2 separate regions of the Homo sapiens genome follow, and region 2 is linked to region 1. Evidence: chromatin contacts called from ENCODE Hi-C data. All regions are on one chromosome and are shown on one strand. Each heading gives the region's core, a stretch centred on a gene start or an enhancer-like site at or near the end of the contact. The rest is flanking DNA. Distances are from core to core; before and after follow the strand shown. Region 1 holds the start of MATN4 (matrilin 4). Region 2 holds the start of WFDC8 (WAP four-disulfide core domain 8).

The links. Hi-C counts contacts between places; a loop is a spot of excess contacts on that map.
Region 2: a map of IMR-90 shows a loop between it and region 1 (7-fold over the local background). The contact joins the promoter of WFDC8 here to the promoter of MATN4 in region 1. A Hi-C loop is called at or near these places in 1 of 168 maps with a recorded cell type or tissue (IMR-90).

What each region holds. Positions count from the first base shown.
Region 1 is chr20:45,304,914-45,311,982 of GRCh38, forward strand. MATN4 (matrilin 4) reads right to left here and starts at 3,386. Exons shown (of 10, transcript NM_001393530.1): 1 at 3,262-3,386; 2 at 597-703. The coding sequence starts at 669. It overlaps RBPJL (recombination signal binding protein for immunoglobulin kappa J region like), which reads left to right and starts at 1,927. Exons shown (of 12, transcript NM_014276.4): 1 at 1,927-2,031; 2 at 3,230-3,338; 3 at 4,654-4,779; 4 at 6,676-6,746; 5 at 6,926-7,041. The coding sequence starts at 2,010. RefSeq lists a silencer at 6,710-6,759.
Region 2 is chr20:45,575,988-45,582,874 of GRCh38, forward strand. WFDC8 (WAP four-disulfide core domain 8) reads right to left here and starts at 3,297. Exons shown (of 6, transcript NM_130896.3): 1 at 3,235-3,297. The coding sequence starts at 3,260. RefSeq lists an enhancer at 2,112-3,047.

The sequences.
Region 1 (7,069 bases), core at 2,136-4,635:
AACGCAGATTAGACAGATGCACTCGCCCGGCATGTGCCTAGCACCTGGGCTAGGAGATTTCACAAATTCCCTCATCTTACAGATCTGAGGGCTATTCTGAGGCGGTATTACCCATTGACGAGGGGGCAAGGAAGCGTCGCAAACTCAAAGCCTGCAGGGACCAGGCAGGGAACATGGATGAACTGGTTGGGTTAGGACGCTGGAGACCCAAAGAGCCCCTATCACTCCTAAATTGGGCAGGTAGCTGCATCCAAATGAGGCCATGCCCCTGCGAATTGGATGTCAGCAGATCCCTGGTTTTTCAAGAGAAATACTAAACAGGGATTTTTATGTAAAATTTCCTGGTTTTTTTCCATGTTTTCAAATAATTTTTCCAAATTAAACACCCCATGGGCAGTTCTGCATGCGCCCAAAACTAAGCCACATCCTACAGATGAAGAAACTGAGGCCCAGAAAGGTGAAGTGGGGAACTTAAACCCAGTCCCATATGTTCCAAAGCCCTTGCTTCCCTCTCCCCAGCAGGAGGAGCTGGCTGCAGAGGGAGGACCTGCTTCCGCTCCCCTCCTCCCACTGGTGAGGGCTGGGCCCCAGTTCACCTGTCAACTGGAGCTGGGTTTCCCAGGGCTGAAGAAGGAGCAGCAACACGGGCCAGCAAAGAAGGCCTCTCATGGCGCTTGGGGACAGAGAATGGAGGTGTCAGAGCCTGGAGGGAGGAAGGAAAATAGAAAAGCAACAGTATTTACAGAGCTCTTATTCTGGGTGATAGGCACTTGGAGGGGGAAGACAGTTACAGGTTTATTTTACTAATCTCTCTATTTTTGTGTATGTTTGAAATGTTTCAGAATTAAAAAATTCTCATCACAGTGGGATTGCTGGGAAACACAAGAGATTCTTTTTTTTTTTTTTTTTAGATAGAGTCTTGCTCTGTCGTCCCGGCTGGAGTGCAGTGGCATGATCTCGGCTCACTGCAACCTCTGCCTCCCAGGTTCAAGCGATTCTCCGGCCTCAGCCTCCCGAGTAGCTGGGATTACAGGCTCCTGCCACCACACCTGGCTAATTTTTTGTATTTTTAGTAGAGAGCGGGTTTTGCCATGTTGGTCAGGCTGGTCTCAAACTCCTGACCTCAGGTGATCCTCCCACCTCGGCCTCCCAGAATGCTGGGATTACAGGCGTGAGCCACCGCGCTCGGCCCACAAGAGAATGGTAAATAAGAATAGATACATAGATACAAATATGCAAAATTTAAACAGAAAAAAACAGGTCTTCCTTAAATGTCAGGCACAGTGTTAAATGCTCTTCACGCATTGTGGCATTTAATCCTCTCTGCAATTGTAAGACTAAGGCTGTGATTGTCCCCCATCATACAGACAATGAAATTGAGGCTCAGAAAAGTTAAGCGCTGGTACCCAAAGTCATTCGGCCAAAAAGTGGCTGCGGCAGGATACAATCCCACGCCTGCTAGTTTCTGTGAGCCAGCCTGGGCGTTTGGTGCCTCTCCTCCTGCCAGGCGAACCTCTGCAGACAGAAGCCCTTCCCCACCTCGGCCCACTCCCCTACGCACACAGGCTTCTGTGTGGCTGTCTTTGCAACTCGCCAACCCCCCCAGACCCCTCCACACACACAAACACAGACATGCACTGCCCAACCGCAGGCGGCAGGGAGGGGCTGCGCCCTGTTGCGGGGCTGAGCGTGGTGGCGTGGCAGCGAGTGGACCAAAACCCACTGCGCACGAGAACGCGCGGCTTGGCGCCTGTTTCCCGCCTGCTCTCAGGAGCGACCGCCAGGGGGCGCCCGAGATGGCAGGGGGCGTGGGAAGCCCACATCTGCCCAGCAGGTGCGCCCACCCCGAGCAAACAGGGGGCCGGGGCCCGGGGCCTTGGAGATAAGGCCTGGACAGGATATAACCCGCGCAAGAGCCGAGGAGCAGGGGTGTGCAGGGTTCCAGCGACAGCAGCACTGGACTCGTCCAGAGGGCGGCGGGTGAGCGGCTGGGGCCCCGTGGAGCCACCATGGACCCCGCAGGGGCAGCAGGTGAGCGCTTACCCTCCCGAGGCCCCGGAGACGCCCCGTGAGAACTACGAAGGACCACCCCCCCACCCCCTCCCCACTATACAAATAGGAAAACTAAGCCCCAAGGAGGCAGCCCGCCGAACTGCAAAAGCAGGATTAGAACCTAGGGCTCCTGGTTCCCCTTCTCTCTCTTGAGGCCCCCTGGCGCCTAGAATTCACTAAACCTCATTTCCTTCCAGCTCCTACCCCACCGCCGCGCCCCATGCTGAAGCTGTGTTAGCCATTTTTCTGTTGCTGTTTCTTGGCAGAGAGGGCCAGCTGCCCCTAACCCAACAGCAGCTCCGCCCCCGCCCCCCAATTCCGTGAATGCGCCTATTCTGAGCGAGGCCAGTGCCTGCTTCTCACTCCAGGCGACCTTCTCATCCCGGATTCTTCTCCCTTTTCCCCTCCCAGGCCTGGTAGAAGAACATAAATCCTCTGGCAGGGCCCGTCGTGGGAGGGTGACCAAGCAAGATGTGGCAGCGCTGGTGGAAGTGGGAGGGCGGGGAACCCTTGTCAAGCTTGGGCCACAGGCAAAGCCAACATCCCTGGACAGCATGAGGGCTAAGGCACAAGGGGCCTCTGCCACCTCCCATACTTTCCTACCCGGAGATGCCTCTGGGCCCCTAAATCTTGGTTAAGGTTCCCCTCATCCCATTCTTGGTCTGAGCCAACTTCTCACCTGGCACCCTGCCTCCACCCCAGGAATCCTAGAAAGTCAAAATAGCAAATGCCTCAAAGTTCATCACCTTTCCAAACCCCTCATTCTACAAAGAAAGGAACTAGGTCCAGAGAGGGTAGTGTCTTGCTGAAGGGTACATGGCGATGTCGTGGCAGGACTGATACTAGAACCTGGGATTCCTCTGAGGAGTTAATCCTTGCATTAAAAAAAGAAAGATTCAGAGATGCCCTGAGGTGAGGTTGAGGGAGTGGAGCAGCAAGGGAGGAGAGGCCTGTAAATAAATTCTCAAAAGTCCCTTAGGGACATTTCAGGGGGTTCCTGGAGGGATGAGAGTAGAAAAGGGATGATCCTATTTTGATGGCTTTGAGGGTGGGGGCTCGATTTGGAAAGGACCCTGCAGAAGTGGGGAAGGGCACTGCAAATCAGATAGGGCACCCTAGGCAGCGTCTCTGCTAAAATACACTCGCCTGACCTGGCTTGATGCCTACTCCCCTGCAGACCCCTCAGTGCCTCCCAATCCTTTGACTCACCTGAGCCTGCAGGACAGATCAGAGATGCAGCTGCAGAGCGAAGCCGACAGGCGGAGCCTCCCGGGCACTTGGACCAGGTAACGGCGGCGTGGCAGCGTGCCCTAGGTGGGGACTGCCAGGCAGCTGGAGCACACAGAGGCAACGGCCGCATTTAACCCAGGGCTGGCGGGTGGGGAGGGGAAGTGCAGGCTGCAACCCCTCCCACTGGCAGGGAGGGATCCCCCCTTCCTCCTGAGGGGGGGCAAACCCAGCACCCCCTGCTCCTACCACGCTTGGAGCTGCAGACAGGGCTAGCTGCGGGCCAGGCTGGAATTCAGCTACAGCGGGAGACTGGGGAGACCGGGGCAGCCACACTCCACAGCCGGAATTCATTGGAAGCTTAGAAGGCACTTCCCTGAGGAGAGCCCCAAGGGGTGGAGCGGTCCTGGCTGTGGCTGCTGCCTGTCTGGCCTGGCTTTCGAGGGTGCGGTCTTGCGCTGTCCCCTCCAGGAGTGAGGAGAGACTCTGGTCCTGCCAAGAGGAATAAGGGCTCAGAAGGACAGCCTCAGTTTTCATGGCTCTCCTTGGGCCTCAACCTGCTAACCCCCCAAATCTCTCCCACCTCCCCTCCTCTACTTGCTCCCTGCAATTGCTCGGGCCTACCCACCCACACCGCTCAAGACCCCCAGGTTAAGAAGCCACCAGACCTCTAGGCTCTAACCTGGCTCACTCTGCAGGACCAATGTCATCTGCCTTGACTCCTGTAATCAAGGGTAGGAAAGCCCACACAGCAACAGGCCACTTCTCATGGGAGAAAGGGAAGAATATGGCTTTGGCCCCAGAAAGGCTCAGATTCCCCCAGGCCATCCCCCATCCTGAGGACAAGGTTTTGGGCCCTTTTCTGTTTGCAGGCAGGAGGCTAGAGAGCGCTCCAGGCCAGGAGCCCAGGAAAGGCTCTCCCTTCCCCTCCCTCCTCACCCCCCACCCTGCCTTCCCCAGGGTGGGGAAGCTTCATCTCTACCAATTCCATCAGCCCTAAAATACTCTTCTCCATCCCAAGGCCAGTATAAGTGCAGCCTTTGTGTCACAGCCACGTGTCCCTATGGCCCTGGGCTCCAATGGGCATGATGCCAGACCCACAGAGTGGAACCTGGGTGGTCCCATGGGTTCCATGCAGGCTTCGTTGAGCACCTTGCAGCCTAAATATTTAGCCTACAATTTGCAGCCAAGTCTCCTCCTTACCTAATGCTTCCTCTTCCTGACCCCACAGGGGCAGGATATAGAGCAGCCCCACCCTCCCACTCACTCTAACCCCCTGCTCACTTCATTTTACTCAACCTGAGTGCTTGGACCCTGTGCCACCTTGACCCTTCTCCCTCCTGTGGCTGGTCGACCTGCCTGCCCTACTCCCAGGTCATCCCCAGAGCACACCACCATTCTGAGGGGAGGCGTGCGCAGGTGCCTGCAGCAACAGTGTGAACAGACTGTGCGGATCCTGCATGCCAAGGTGGCCCAGAAATCATACGGAAATGAGAAGCGGTAGGTGCCTCCGCAGCCCCTCCCAGGTCTCTGCAACTGTCAGCCCTATGCACCTCCTCCATCCACCCATTGGGCCTCTTTTAGACGCAGAGCAGGCCTCAGGGCTGAGATCTCAGCTATTGGTCGACCAGGGCCTTGACCCTCAGCCACCATTAGCCCCCACTTTGGTCTATAGTTCTACAGCAGGAGATTCCCTGTGAATCTCCTGTCTCCATTCATTCACTCATTCTCCCATTGATTCACTTATTCATTCATTCAACAACTACTTACTGAGTGTTTGTCATGTATGCACCAGGCTCTGTGGGTACTGCTGGGCACTGGGCATACAGCTGAACAAGACAGAAACAGCCCCTGCTCTGTAGCCCACACTCTCACTCAAGTGTGGAAGAGACAGACAGTAAACTCCCCACAAGTCAGGAAACAAGATACTTGCAGATTATGATGAGCACTAGAAGGAAAACTGAACGAGGCCATTTGACGGAAACTGAAGGCAGGGGGGACATTAGCTAGAAAGGTCAAGGAGGTTGAGAGACCTTTTGGGAGGTAACATTGGAACTGAAACTTGAATGCTGAAATGGAGCCAGACAGGAGAATATCTGGGGAAAGCGTGCTACAATTAGAAGGAACAGAAGGGCCGGGCGCGATGGCTCACACCTGTAATCCCAGCACTTTGGGAGGCCGAGGCGGGCGGATCACCTGAGGTCAGGAGTTCGAGACCAGCCTGGCCAATACAGTGAAACCCCCTCTCTACCAAAAAATACAAAATTAGCTGGGCATGGTGGCGGGCACCTGTAATCCCAGCTGCTCAGGAGGCTGAGGCAGGATAATTGGTTGAACCCGGGAGGCGGAGGTTGCAGTGAGCCGAGATCATGCCACTGCACTCCAGCCTGGCGACAGAGCAAGACTCAGTCTCAAAAAAAAAAAGGGCAACAGAAAATGGGAAGACCTTGAGGCTGTACCAATTAGGCCTGTTTGAGGTACAAAAGAAATGACAGTGGCTGAAATCAGAGGGAGGAGTTGTAGGAAACAAGTCAGAGAGGTAAGCAGGGGTCAGATCTCAGGAGGACTTTGAATTTTAAACCAGTGGAGGATTTTAAGGAGTTAACATGATTTGACTCATGTTTTTAACAAAACACTCTGGCCAGCCTGGTGGCTCATCCCTGTAATCCCAGCACTTCGGCAGACCCAGGTGGGCAGATTGCTTGAGCCCAGAAGTTCCAGACCTGCATGGGCAACATGACAAAACCATGTCTGTACAAAAAACACAAAAATTAGATGGGTGTGGTGGCTTGTGTCTGTAGTCTCACCTACTCAGGAGGCCGAGGTGGGAGGATCAGTTGGGGAGGCAGAAGTTGCAGTGAGCCCAGACAGCCGAGATCAAGTTACTGCATTCCAGCCTGGGCAACAGAGCAAGACCCTGCCTCAAAAAAAAAAAAAAAGAAAAAGAAAAAGAAAGAAACAGGAAGGAAGGAATGAAAGAAAAAAAGAAAGAAAGAGAGAGGAAGGAAGGAAGGAAGGAGCACTCTGGCTGCTGTGCGAAATGGGAAGGAGATAGAAACAGAACTTTCTGGAAATAGACCAGTTTGAAGGCTGATGCTGTGGTCCAGGCAAAAAGTAATGGCGGCTGGGATGAAGGGCGAGGTGGTAAAAAGCCAGTGGATTCTGGATATATTATATTTTGAAGGTGGAGTGGACAGGACCTTCTGATGAGTTGAATGAGGGGTGTAAAAACAATAAGGTTTGGCTATGAATGGGGTTTACAGTCGTGAAAAAGCGTTGCGGGGAGCGGGAGGAGGAAACGAAGGTTCTGCTGGGTTTATGCTACTACCTTGCCGTGCTTACAGGAGAGCCAAGTGGAGATGGATGCACGACTCCAACACTCACTTATCTCCGCAGGTTCTTCTGCCCCCCGCCCTGTGTCTACCTCTCGGGGCCTGGCTGGAGGGTGAAGCCAGGGCAGGATCAAGGTGAGGGCGGAATCAAGGGCTGCCGGCCGCCTGCTCTGTAGGGAGGACCACGAGATTGGGCCCGAGACGGGGCGGTTCGCAGGCGCAGTCTCCCCGCGCCCTCTGGCGGCGAGCGCTAAGCTTGCCTGGCACCTGCGTCCTCCCGAGTCCTTGCAGAGCCAGTTCGCGTCCCTTTCCAGCTCACCAGGCGGGGGAAACGGGGCCCACGGTCTGCGGTTACATGGGACTGGACAGCGCGTCCGGCAGCGCCACTGAGACGCAGAAGCTGAATTTCGAGCAGCAGCCGGACTCCAGGGTGAGAGCGCACGGGAAGGGGTCCGATT
Region 2 (6,887 bases), core at 2,047-4,546, 270 kb after region 1:
TTGCCCTAAGTTCAGGCTGAGTAAGTAAGTAAATTAGTAAGCCTCGTCCAAAGATATTTTCTTCTAAATGCTGCCTAGTCAGATATCTACATTCTGATACCGGAGAAGGATTGTCTCTAAATATTGAGTACAGAACACTCCGTACATATCTCCATATTGTGCTGCTAAAATATTTTAAATCTTTTACATTTTTTGTCCTTTTGATCTGTCAATGATTGAGAAAGGTGTGTCAAGGGCCCTCAATACAGCCATAGATTTCTCAATTTATGCCTATAATGATGTCAATGTTTGCTTTAATATATCCTGATTTGATTGGTTTAGGTAAATACAAATGTATTCCTGGTGAACTGAGTCTTTTACCATTATCTAGCAAGCCATCCTTTATCCTTAAAGATAAAACTTCGTCTTAGAGTTTTCTTTTTTTTTTTCAGACAGTCTCTCACTGTCTTTCTCCCAGGGCGGAGCGCAGTGGCACGATCTTGGCTCACTCCAACCTCCCTCTCCTGGGTTCAAATGATTCTTGTGCCTCGGCCTCCCAAGGAGCTGGGATTATAGGCATGTGCCACCACACCTGTAATTTTTGTAATTTTAGTAGAGACGGGGTCTTTCCATGTTGCCTAGGCTGGTCTTGAACTCCTGGCCTCAAGCAATCTGCCTGCCTCGGCCTCCCAAAGTGTTGGGATTACAGGCGTGAGCCAATGTGCCCAGCCTTAGAGTTTTCTATTGCCTAATATTAATCAAACTATACTCTCTCTTCTTTGTTTGCATTTGCCTAGTCTTTTTTCCATTCTTTTGCGTTCAACCATTCTACTTATGTTTTAAGTTTATCCTTCAAATCGTGTAAATCTACATTGTAAAAATCCAGTCCAGAAATTATTACCTATTAATTGACATTTATGGGCACTAATGACATATTTGGATTCATTTCTACAATTTTATTACAAGTTATCTACTCTCAGTCCTCATTATTCAGATTCTGTACTTGCCAATTTGCCTACTTGCTGAAATTTATTTATTACCCAAAAATCAATACTCATGATGCTTTTGTGGTCATTCAGGGATATGTGCAGAATGGCAAAAAATTTGAGTCCCCCAACGTACACATTCCCAGCTGAAGTCAAACAAGGCAACGCTCTGCTTGTTTAAGCTCTTCTACTACTATAAACAAGCTTCCTTTTTGCAGTCTACTTAGTGTCACATTTTTCACATTTTTGTGCTTTTTGTTGGTGAGTTTGCTGTTTAAAATGGCTGCCAAGAATTACTAAAGTGCTGTCAAGTGTCCTAAGAGCAAGAGGCCTGCAATGTGCCTTACAAAGAAATTACTTGTGTCAGATAAGCTTGGTTCAGGCATGAGTTACAGGGCTTTCAGCCACAATTCAATGTTAATGAAACAATAATATATATTACATAAGGTGTCTTTTTTTTTTTTTGAGATGGAGTCTCACTCTGTCGCCAGGCTAGAGTACAGTAGTGCGATCTCGGCTCGCTGCAACCTCCGCCTTCTGGGTTCAAGTGATTCTCCTGCCTCAGACTCCCGAGTAGCTGGGATTACAGGCACCCACCACCACGTCCTGCTAATTTTTTGTATTTTTAGTAGAGATGAGGTTTCACTGTGTTGGCCAGGATGGTCTCAATCTCCTGACCTAGTGATCCGCCTGCCTCAGCCTCCCAAAGTGCTGGGATTACAGGCATGAGCCACCGCGCCTGGCCTATATACATGTTTAAAAAATAAAGACAGGGCCAGCACGGTGGCTCATGCCTGTAATCCCAGCACTTTGGGAGGCTGAGGCAGGCAGATCACCTGTGGTCAGGAGTTCAAGACTAGCCTGGCCAACACGGTGAAACCCTGTCTCTACTAAAAATACAAAAATTAGCCTGGAGTGGTGGTGCACACCTGTAGTCCCAGCTACTCAGGAGGCTAAGGCAGGAGGATCCCTTGAACCCAGAAGGTGGAGGTTGCAGAGAGCCGAGATCACACCACTATGCTCCAGCCTGGGGGACAGAGAGAGATTCCCTCTCAAACAAAACAAAAAAAATAAAAATAAAAATAAATAAATAAATAAAGTATGTAGAGTTTTATTTAATAATTAACCACACAGATTAAAAAATAGAAAGTAGCCAGCTTCCCAGAAGTCTTCTGTGTGCACCTTCTAATTACCATCTCTGTCATGTGTCTTCAGACAGAAGCACATATAAAAACAAGGTTATGTATTGATCAAATGATGAAAATGTGTGGTCAGAGGCTTGCATTTTCCCTAGGAGCAATGGCTCAGTATTTGCTAATCCGGTGTTCACAGTGACTTTACAGAACATAACTACCCCCAAGTAATGGGAATCAACTGTATTTTTATTACTTTGGTGTACAAAGAACTTTGAGCTCTCCATGGCTTGCCACAACAAAAGACTTCCTAGGCAAATTGTCTACTGCTTTGTTCCAAGTGGGGGCTCTACTTGAGGCTGTGGGACCAAGACAAAAGAAGCAGCCTCTATGTGGATTAGGCCCCTTCTCCTGGCAGAGAGAAAGCACAAAGGAGCTGGCAGAAACTCACAGTGCAAAACTCACTATGCATATGCTACATCTGCTCATACTCCAATAGGCAAAGCACAGCTGACAGCAAACCCAAAGTCAATGAGACAGAAATGTGTCTTCCTTCCACGGGCCGTTCTAAAATTGCAAGGTAATGGACAGGAGTGTCCTCTTAAAGGAAAGATGGAATGAATAGTTGTGAATAATAATATAACCCATCACTACTACTCCTGTTTTAATTTTTTGAAAATGTTTAGATACATATTATATGCTTGTTTAATTTAAAATATCAAACTTTACCTTGCTCAGGCTCTGCCCCTCCACACTGGGCCACTCAAAGATGCCCAACTTACCCTACTTGGGCTCCAACAGCCATATCAGGTTGCATTCGAGACCAGCCTGGCCAACATGGTGAAACCCCGTCTCTACTAAAAATGCAAAACTTAGCCGAGCGTGGTGGCGCACACCTGTAGTCCCAGCTACTAGGGAGGCTAAGGCAGGAGAATCGCTGGATGCATTGATGCCCTCTTCACCCTGCTTAGGCTCTGATTCCTGACACAAGACAGCTCTGTTCTGTGGAACCCCTCCTCACTATGCTTGGCCCAACTCCCCACAGCCGACCACTCTAACTTCTATGTATCCTCCTCATCTCCTTGGGCTCAGACCCTCCATGTCTGGCTACCCACCCCCATAGACACCCTCCTCACCCTCCTTCAGTTCGGACAGTCCACATCAGGCCTCTTCCCTATGGAGACAGCTTCCTCACTTTGCTCCAGCTCTAAGGCTCCTCCCTCATCTGCTCCCCTGCCTGGACACTCTGCTCACCCCACTCAGGCTCTCATTCTATGCCAGTCTGCCCCTCTAGCCCCAGGGGGATGCCTTTCTCAACATGGGCAGGCTGGTCTCCATGCTATGCTGCTTCTTGCCTCTTCACTGGGCATTCTCATCTACCCCTGGCTCCAGCACACCAGGCCAGCAGCCCTCCTACAGAGACACCCTCCTTGACCTGTTCCAGCTCTGATGCCCACACGGAGCCAGCCGTGGCTCCCTTCCCCTTGGGGCAAACGCCTACCTTGCTAAATGTGCCTATCTAATGGCTTTAGGACTGACTAGTTCAGTTAGTAAAGAAAAGGAGACAAAACAAGGAAGAGCTACTTTTCCTTTTTGTAAAAATATGTATTGTGAAAAACACCACAAAAATAAAAATATGCATGAAACATTAATGTTCAGTCTAACGAACTATTACGAAGTGACCACTCATTAAACTATCACTGAAATCAAGTAAAAAATTTCCAACACTTTCTGCTCCTTTTTCATTCTTTTCCAGTCACAACCCCTTCCTATGCTCTCAAAGGCAGCTAATGGTAGTGACTTTCTTTTTCATATTTTCAAGATCATATGTATTCCCCTAAATATGTTTTTGTTTTTGTCTGCTTCTGTTCTATATCAATGGAGTCACTTGGAATGTATTCTTTTGTGCCTGGCTTTTTGTGTTCAACATTATATTAATGAATTCCATCCACATTGTTTTGTGTAGCTGTATTTTGTCAATTTTCATTGCCATGCCATCTATTGTATGACTACACACATCTCTACTGAGTTGTTTATAGTTTGCAGCTGTTAAGAATAAAGCTGCTGTGTGTATACATAGCATGTATGTAATAACGTTCTGCACGTGTATCCCAGAACTTAAAGTATAATAAAAAACTAGGATTTTCTAAATAAAAATGTTATTTATATCAACATGTAATAAGTTTATTACGTTAAATGAATTAATAAATGTTTTTAAATGTCAAAAAAATTTTAAACAATTTACTCATGTAAAAAAAAGAATAAAGCTGCTATGAACACTCTGTGTGCATTTGCTGGAGCACGTGGGCAGGTGTTCTTGTAGGTTATACATTCAGCATAGGGAATGATGGGTTACAGGGTATGCATATCTTCAGCTTCTCAAGCTGATACCAAATTATTTCCCAAAGAGTTTGTACCAATTCACAGCCTTGCCATTGGTAGTTGAGAGTTCCTATTGTTCCATAACCATGCTGTATGTAGAACTGTCACAATCTTTTCATTTTTACCATCCTGCTACGAGTATGGAAATACATCACTGTGGACTTAATTTAAATTTCTTGACTACTAATGAGGTTGAGCACCTTTTTAGATCTTTATTAACCACTTGGCTATCCTCTCTTTGATTTTCTTTTCAAATGTTTTGCTCATTGTTCTCTGGGGTTTTCTGACTTTTTCTTGCTGATTTCTACTGGAGTCATGTCTTTCCTCAGTTATATGTATTATGAACATCTTCCAGGATCAAGGGTAATCTTCTAAAACCCTTATTGGCTTGTCTTTTACCTTTTGAATGAAAGTTTTTATCACGTGCCCTTCCTACCCCAAAGACAGAATCAGGAATCCTTTTTCTATGTTCCTTTCCTACAATACAATAACTCGCTACAATACAATACAGTAACTCCAATATCTGAAGTCTTTGTGGACCTCTGCTGTTGGTTGTTTTTCTTGATTTTTTTCATCTTGTTTTCTTAAGATCTGTGTGATTTTTTTTATTGTGAGAGTACATATTTAATGGAAGTTTATGTATGTAACAATACTTTGTGGAATTTCTTGGATTCCTGTGTTTAAAGGAGAATTCTTCCGAATCAACTTGTCCTCAATTTTTCCCTAACAACTCATGCAATTTTGAATTAAATTCATAGCTTTAGATTTATCAGACCATGCACATGTGCCAATTTTCCTACTCTGCTCTTATGAAAGGAAACAAGGTTGCAGTTACAAATTCTCAGAATAGTCTTTTTTTTTTTTTTTGAGATGGAGTCTCGCTCTGTTCCCCAGGCTGGAGTGCAGTGGCACTATCTCAACTCACTGCAACCTCCTTCTCCCGGGTTCAAGTGATTCTCCTGCCTCAGCCTCCTGAATAGCTGGGATTACAGACACGCACCACCACGCCTGGCTAATTTTTTTGTATTTTTAGTAGAGATGGGGTTTCACCATGTTGGTCAGGCCGGTCTCGAACTCCTGGCCTCGTGATCCACCCACCTCTGCCTCCCAAAGTGCTGGGATTACAGGCATGACCCACTGCACCCAGCCCAGAGTAGTCTTTTTTCCTGTTTTGTTCAGAGCCAAAGCCAAGACAGGCAAGTTCCTTCACCACAGTTGTGCATGTGTGTGTTTCTGTTTCATCCATTTATTTCTGTTTCATCCATTTATTAAGGTGTCAGCATTTGGTGATCCTTGTGAGTGAGATTTCTGATCTGACTTTTCACATTGCTTAGGGCTTAGCTCTTTTTTCTTGCCCTTGCCAGGGGCCCACTAAAATTCAAACTGCAGATTACCAGGCATTGGCAGATACTCCCAGGGAAGCCTCTAACTAAAGCACTTCCTTATCTCTCTGGAGTCAGACCTTCACATCATTTTTGGCTTTTAAGAATTCCTCTTTCTTGCCAACTGACTCATTGATTTAAAGAGTCATGCATTTTAAGTATTTTAGACAATATTTTGGGGGGGTGATTTACTGGGAATAGTTTCTAAGAGTCCTAGTTATGAATTTTTAATTATAAAATTACACACATCAAATACCCAATAAGTGAAACAGTACAAAGAACATATAAAGAAAAGGTAATAATTTCTAAGCCACATCTCTCCATTTCTAACTCCCTCAATATTAATAGCCTTGGTTGATAATTAATAACCAATTTTAATGGGCTGTTTTGTACCCTTACCATCTTTCTCTGCGTCCAAATATATACAATCATGTATGTATATGGGTTCTGATACTTGGAAAACAAAATGAAATTATGATGTATACATTCACTACTACTGTACTTGCTTCTTTTCACTTAACTCTACCTCATGTAAGTCCATCCATATAAAAATGTAGATTGAAAATTGCCTTAAATAGATGCCCACACTCTGTTCAACATCTCTGCTCTTAAATTACTGCTAGTCTTATGGAAATTGCAGAGTTGCTTAATTTGCATATCCCCAACTACTACTGATATTAATCTTCTTTGCTTTTTAAAGTTTTTTAGTTAAAAAATTTATAATTGACAAATAATTTTATATATATTAGTGTGATATTTTCATATACATATACTTATATTGTGAAATGATTAAATCAAGCTAATTAACATCTCCATCACCTCACATACCTATCTTTTTTTGTGACAAAAACATTTAAAACCTACTCTCAGCAATCTTCAAGTGCTTTTAATTATCGGCCATTTGAATTTTCTCTTTCGTGAACTGCTTGTGCAAATCTTTTTCTATTGAGATGTTTGTCATTTTCTCATCAATGTGTTTATTAGAAAAAATAACTTCTGGCTAGTCATATGTATTGCAAATATTT